Linked DNA regions of Homo sapiens: region 2 is linked to region 1. The links are chromatin contacts, found by Hi-C or POLR2A ChIA-PET in ENCODE. All regions are on one chromosome and are shown on one strand. The core of a region is the stretch at or near the end of the contact, and the rest is flanking DNA. Distances in the headings are between cores, read along the strand shown.

Evidence for each region. Hi-C counts contacts between places; a loop is a spot of excess contacts on that map. ChIA-PET counts read pairs that join two places held with the same protein, here RNA polymerase II (POLR2A). Pooled maps may share reads with other maps.
Region 2: a pooled map shows a loop between it and region 1 (10-fold over the local background). The contact joins the promoter of RABAC1 here to the promoter of EGLN2 in region 1. A Hi-C loop is called at or near these places in 1 of 37 single-sample maps with no recorded cell type and 8 of 50 pooled maps. POLR2A ChIA-PET finds 5 or more read pairs at or near these places in 1 of 52 experiments (activated T-cell).

The regions. Positions count from the first base shown.
Region 1 is chr19:40,797,022-40,800,440 of GRCh38, forward strand. EGLN2 (egl-9 family hypoxia inducible factor 2) reads left to right here and starts at 2,170. Exons shown (of 6, transcript NM_080732.4): 1 at 2,170-2,241; 2 at 3,318-3,419. RAB4B-EGLN2 (RAB4B-EGLN2 readthrough (NMD candidate)) reads left to right here. Exons shown (of 12, transcript NR_037791.1): 8 at 3,318-3,419. RefSeq lists silencers at 1,948-2,307, 2,458-2,507.
Region 2 is chr19:41,957,640-41,961,058 of GRCh38, forward strand. RABAC1 (Rab acceptor 1) reads right to left here and starts at 1,682. Exons shown (of 5, transcript NM_006423.3): 1 at 1,598-1,682; 2 at 1,097-1,309; 3 at 647-744. The coding sequence starts at 1,653. RefSeq lists silencers at 890-959, 1,410-1,659 and an enhancer at 1,770-2,059.

The DNA of each region.
Region 1 (3,419 bases), core at 920-3,419:
GGGGCCTTGTTTCTGTTTTTTTGTTGTTGTTGTTGAGATGGAGTTTCCTTCTTGTTGCCCAGGCTGGAGTGCAGTGGCGTGATCTTGGCTCACCACAACCTCCACCTCCCGGGTTCAAGCTATTCTCCTGCCTCAGCCTCCCGAGTAGCTGGGATTACAGGCATGTGCCACCACACTTGGCTAATTTTGTATTTTTAGTAGAGATGGAGTTTCTCCATGTTGGTCAAGGTTGGTCTCGAACTCCCAACCTCAGGTGATTCGCCCGCGCTGGCCTCCCAAAGTGCTGGAATTACAGGTGTGAGCCACTGGGCCTGGCCTTGGGGGCCTTGTTTCCTGATTGGACGTGGTGTGGGGTATACCAAGCATGATGACTCAGGTGCCTGTTGCGGAGGGAGGGAATTTGTTACTGTGTGGACAGTTTGTGACAATCTGTGTTCTAAGCTCACGTGTGTAAACACGCTGATGTCCCTGTGTTTGTGACATGTGTACATGTTTCCAGTACCTGCATATGGGATGATGTCTATAGGATATAATGTGTGCTGGTTGTGTGTGATGCTGACAGCCGTAACTGCTCTGTGGCCTTGGTCATTGTATTGGTGAGGCTGGTATTGTTTGGGACATCAAGGCCAGGGGATGGGAATTTGGACCTATAGGTGGGCCTCCGGTGTGTGCATGTCTGATGCCTGAGAGTCAGAGGCAGTGACTCACTACTGCGTGTGTGCCTGTGCATGTGTACCCCGAGGTCTGTGTGTGTTTTGGTGTGAATTTGGCTCCTTTTAAACACCCATGTGTGGCCAGGCGTGGTGGCTCATGCCTGTAATCCCAGCACTTCGGGAGGCCAAGGCAGATGGATCACTTGAGCCCAGGAGTTGGAGACTATAGCCTGGGCAACACAGAGAGACCCTATCTACAAAAATAAAAAACAGAAAAAGTTAGCCAGGTGTCGTGGTACACACCTGAAGTCCCAGCTATTCCGGAGGCTGAGGTGTGAGGATCACTTTAGTTGGGAGGTTGGGCCTGCAGTGAACTATGATCATGCCACAGCACTTCAGCCTGGGCAAAAGGGTAAGACCCCATCTCAAAAACAAAACTAAACTAGAAACACCCTTGTGTGGCCATGAACCCTGTGTGTGCCCTGAGGACTGCGGGCTTTTGTGCAATCCTCACGCATGTGTGGATACCAGTATGCATGCCCTTGTGCTCACGCGAACCGCCCTACGCCCTCAGGTGGCCTGCAGGGGACTGGTGCAGCCCCGAGGACACTCCCAGTTGCTCGTCGCCCTCCCATCTCCACGTCGGCCTTCACCGACCCGGCGGGAGCCTTGAGTCCCAGCTCTCCAGAGCAATGGTGGAGCGGGCAGGGCATTCAAAATGACCTTATCTCCTTAGTCTCCTAAAGTGTTCCCAGCTGGCCATGCAAATGTCTTCTCTGTGTAGCGTTCCGTGGATTTTTTTTTGTTTCATTTTTTAATTTTGTGTAAAGATAAGGTCTCACTCCGTTGCCCAGACTTTCCCTGGTTCTTTATTCTGATTCCCACAATCGTCCCGAGGGGGCAGGCCGGAGCGGGTCTTGAAAATACACATTTGCACATCCCTTCTAGTCCGCGTTCCCTTTTCTCAAGGGCAACCCGCACTTTTTTGCCTCCGTTATAAAAGATACTTATGTAAATTACTGACGTGCGAATTTACATACATTTCTCAACTAACTGCGTAGCCATTTCTCCGTCTCTCACCTCCGTTCCTGGACGGCGAGAAGGAGGAGGAGCTGACCATGTAAATGAAGTCACGCGCACCGCGCTGCCGAACTCGGTGCCCCGCGCTGGGCGGGGGGCGGGTAGGCCTGTCCATGTAAATCACATCATTTGCGTGCCCCGCCCCGCCGACGCCACTTGATTCCAACATGCAAGAAACGCCCCCTCCCAGACCCGGCCCCTCACACTGCGTTCCCCCTCCCGCGCAAAGGGGGCGGGGCGGAGGATGCAAATGAACCTCGTGTAGGCCACGGACCGCTGTTTCCTTTCTCCTTGGTAGGGGGGTTGTCCCGAACTTCCTCGCCCCGCTCCGCCCCGCCCCGCGCGGCTCGGGCCTGCGCAGGCGCCGTCCCCTCCGCGGGGCGCGGTCACGTGCCCACCGGGCGAGGCGGGGCGGGGCGTCGCGCGCGGTGGGGGCGGGGTATGGCGCGCTGTGCGGCGCAGGGCGGCTGGCACAAACGGCGGCGCCGGGGCCGGAGGAAAAAGCTCGGTGAGGAGGTCGCGGGGCGAGAAGGGAGCGGGAGGAGACTAAGCCGGAGCCGGGGCGCCGGCGCGAACCGGGCGGGGTGTGGGGGCGCGCGCCGGGGCCTGCCGGGGCGACCCCGGGAAGGGGGATGTGGGTGCGGCGCGGGGGAGGGGACGCGCGCCGGTTACGTTGGGTGCCGGCCGTTGTGGGGGTTGGGGTGGGGGCGGGGAGCGCGCGCCGGGCGGAGGCCGAGTGGAGGGGGAGGGGAGGGGGTCCGAGCGGCCCTTAGGCCCTGCCCCTGTCGCCTACTGCGCTCAGAAGGGGCCTCAGGGCCTGCCCCGGGTTGGGGGCGTTGGGGTGCCCTGGATGGGGGCACCTTTATCTCTCGTCCTGTCTCCGGGTGCGTGCACCCTCCTCCGTCCTTTCCTCTGTCGCCGCGGACCCTCTCCCCGAGGGCCCCTCCCGTCGGTCAGTCTCGGGACCTCCCTTCCGTCTGGGCGTGTGTCCGCCCCCGGCCGGCTTCCTCCCGTCGGGCTCGGGTCGACCCCACCGTCCCGCTCCGCCCCGGGTCCTCCCTCCCAGCTTCCCTCCGGTCTATTTTTCTGTCTCTGGGCCCCTCGTTCTCTTTGTTTTTGGACTCCCCAGTTTCCTCTGTCTTTTGACCCCCCCGCCCCCACCCTGACTCTCCCTGGAACCCCCACGTTTCTCGTTGTCTTTCTGGAACGCCGAGGCAGGTCCCTCCTATTTTCCAAACCCCCTCCTTTCCCACTCCTCCACACCACCCTTTTCTACTCCAGCCCTCCTTCTTCTGTCTTTGGTTACCGCGTCCCACAACCTGCACCACAGTCCTCTGTCTTAGGGTCATCTACCCAGCCCCTGGCCTCCAGCCTCTCCCTATCACTGCCTCTTATCTGTCAGCGGACTCCCGCACCTCCAGATTCTCAGGGTCCTCTCCCCGACTTGGCCTCAGGTTTTGGGGGGCCTCTATAGTCAAGTCTGTCCTGGTCGTCTTCCCCACTCCTGCCCATACCATCCCGGCTTTCCCCTGCCTGCCTGTCTCTAGTTTCTCTCACATCCCTTTTTTTTTTTCCTTTCTCTAGCCACCCTGAAGGGTCCCTTCCCAAGCCCTTAGGGACCGCAGAGGACTTGGGGACCAGCAAGCAACCCCCAGGGCACGAGAAGAGCTCTTGCTGTCTGCCCTG
Region 2 (3,419 bases), core at 432-2,931, 1.2 Mb after region 1:
CAGGCACTCCCTCCACCCCAGCCCATCAAGCACATAACTTGCAGGCCCCTGAAGAGCCTGGCCTTCAGGTCTACCTAACTGTCCAATCCCAACTCCCTGACCCCACTCCAAACCTTGATTTTCCCCTGGGGGGAATTTCCCCTGGCATTTTGTTTTCCCAGTGGTCCTTGGTACTACTAGTCTGGGAACCACATGAAACATACTCCTCGGCTTCCCTCTCTAAGTTCCAAGTTCTTTCTGGTCACACCCCAGAAAGCAGGAAAAGAAACGGGAACAGATCTAGGCCAGTGTAAGGTGGCCACCTGGTGTCCAGTGTGGGCACCTGCAGCTGATGTTGGCCGCAGAGAGCGGCAAGGGGAGGAGAGAGAGGGGAGGAGTCATGTGGTTTGAAAAGGAGTAGGTTTAAGGCACAGCAGCCAGGTGGATCCTGGGTTTGAGGAATAGCAATTTGAGGGGGCTGAGACTCGATGGAAGGATCGGTTGTGTCTGAGATTTTAAGGGATCAGGTTTGGGGGATCTAGTGTACATCTAGGCTTGGGCGGACTTGGGTTTTGAAGGACTTGGATTTGGGGTCTGAGGTCTGTCTGCATTCCAAAAGACCAAGATTTGAGGGACCAAGGATTCATCTGGGCAGGGGGTTTCTCACCAAAGAGCACAAGCTTGGACTCCAAGGTGCGCAGATAGAGAATGTAACAGGCGCCGAAAAAGACAGCCAGAGCCACCAGCAACATAGGGGACGTCACCCTGGAGGAGGAGTGCAGGGAGGCAGCGGTTAGACAGCTGGGGCTGGGCCAGCCCGACGGCCCTGGCCTTCTCCACCGGCGGGCGGCAAGCTACATCCTGGAGACCAGGGAGGGCCAGGTGACATTTAGTCACACTGCATCCTGGCCAGGGTGATGGTGGGGTAGGGGACCTGGCCCTTTGGTGACAAGGTAGTCTAGCAGAGCCAATCCTTGGGGGCGGGGCCTGGGCGGTGAGAAGAGGGCCCTGGGCGGTGAGAGGAGGGACCGGGCGGTGAAGGGCGGGGCCTGAGCGGCGAGAGGAGGGGTCCAGCCGGTCGGGGCTAGTGCGGGTGCGGGGCCCGGGAGGCACTCACACACAGTACAGGATGAGGCCCAGGAACACGAACACATAGTTGCTCTGGTAGTACTCCACGTTGCGTACGAGGCGCTGGCACAGCTCTCCCAGGTTGCGGGGCCGTGAGAAGCGCTGCTGGTCCACGAAGGTGCTCCAGGGCCGGATGGTCGCGCGGCGCCGCTCCAGCCACTCCCGGCCTGCACCGGAGGGAATCAGCTTCGGCAGCAGGGTCCTGCGGGGGGTGGGGCCGGGTCAGTGGTGGACCGGGATGGAGCCCCAGACCCCCGCAAAAGAAGGGGACTAAGGGTGCCTGGACTCCCTCCCGGGACCCCAGATTCCTGTACAGCAGGCAGGGAGGGGACTAGGGGCCCAGACTCCAGGGTCCCATTAGAGGAGACCGGGGCCAACACTTCTGCGGCTCGGGGCTGGGACTCCAGGCTCTCGAGGGAGGAGGGAGGAGGGGGCCGGGGGCCCGGACTCCCGGGTCTCTGGTCCGAGGGCCTAGAGCCAGCTCGCTCACGTGCCGCTCAGCCCTTCCGCCTCGGCATCTTTCTGCTGGTCCTTCTGCGCTGCCATGTCTGCGTCGTGAGGGGTAGAGCTGCTGTAACCAGCCCGGTACCCTGAAGACCCCGCCGGCCCCGCCCGACGCCGGCCCCACCCAGCGGAGTCGACGTGGCGCAGCCCCGGAGCAGCTGGGGACTGTAGTTCTGCCGCCGAGTATTGTGGGAGTTGTAGTCCTGACGGTGACTAAGAGGATGGGCGCTATGATGGCGGTCTGACTCGCAAAACACCTTGGGAGATATAATCCCAGAAAGTGACGGCGCGCGCCTCTGGGTATTATAGGAGTTGTAGTTTCAGGAGGGTGCATGTGGGCTGTCAGGAGCGAGGGCGTTATGGGAACTCTAACGGCAGAAGCGGGCGTTGTGTACTCTCCCAGGGAAGGCACAATGGGGACCGTGCAGAGCTGTCCTTCTGACTCTAGAGGGCATAAAAAAACACCTGGAGGGCTTGCTAAAACAGATTCCTGGGCCCTAGCCCAGATGTTTTCATTCAGCAAGTCTGGGGTGGAGCCCATAATTTCCATTTCTGAGTTCCCAGGTGATGCTGATGCCCCTGGTCCATGGACTACATTTTGAGTAGAAAGATTTAGATAATTTGTGGGAATTGATTCCTTCCTCAAGAGATTGAGGCTAGTGAGGGGGCCATGGTTGCTGGAGGGGTATCTGAGGTTGCCCCCTGCCCCACCTTGTGGAGTCCCAAAGATGAATGAGTTGGGGCTAGGGACACCTCCGACCCCGCCACACACACCTTTGGAGAGAAGGGAGTGAAGTTGGGAAAGACAAAAGGTTGAGAAGTTTTGTGGGCTTTTTTGAAATGGAGTCTCGCTCTTGTTGCCCAGGCTGGAGTGCAATGGCGCAATCTCGGCTCACTGCAACCTCTGCCTCCTGGGTTCAAGCGATTCTCCTGCCTCAGCCTCCAGAGTAGCTGGGATTACAGGCGCCCGCCACCACGCCCAGCTAATTTTTGTATTTTTTTAGTAGAGACGGGGTTTCACCATGTTGGCCAGGCTGGTCTCGTACTCCTGACCTCGTGATCTTCCTGTCTCAGCCTCTCAAAGTGCTGGGATTACAGGCGTGAGCCATTGTGCCTGGCCCACAGGGCTGGAATTCTAATTGAATTCTAATGGGGTGAACCAGAACAGGGCCTCAAGAAATGTGTGTGGAAGTATAGGGAAGCCTGGGCTCCCTTAAGCAGACTGGGATCCTAATTTTCCAAAGCAGCTGGGTGGGGCTGGAAGGAAAATATCTATATGGGATAACCAGGTGACCTTTTTTTTTTTGAAAATTTTTTTAAGTAGATAAGGGATTTTGCTGTGTTGGCCCAGTAGGTCTCAAACTCCTGGACTCAAGCGATCCTTCTGCCTGGCCTTCCCAAGTATTGGGATTACAGGTGTGAGCCACCATGCCCAGGTTCAAGTGACTTTTTTTTTTTTTTGAGACGGAGTCTCACTCTGTCGCCAGGGCTGGAGTGCAGTGGCACAATCTTGGCTCACTGCAACCTCCACCTCCTCCTGGGTTCAAGCGATTCTCCTGCCTCAGCCTCCCGAGTAGCTGGGATTACAGGCGCCCGCCACTATGCCCAGCTAATTTTTTGTATTTTTAGTAAAGATGGGGTTTCACCATGTTGGCCAGGCTGGTCTCGAACTCCTGACTTTGTGATTTGCCCGCCTCGGCCTCCCAAAGTGCTGGGATTACAGGTGTGAGCCACTGCGCCTGGCCCCAAGTGACTCTTTTAGGCCCAGCTCTTGTCTTCCAAGATCTACAGCAGTTTAGGGTTTGTGC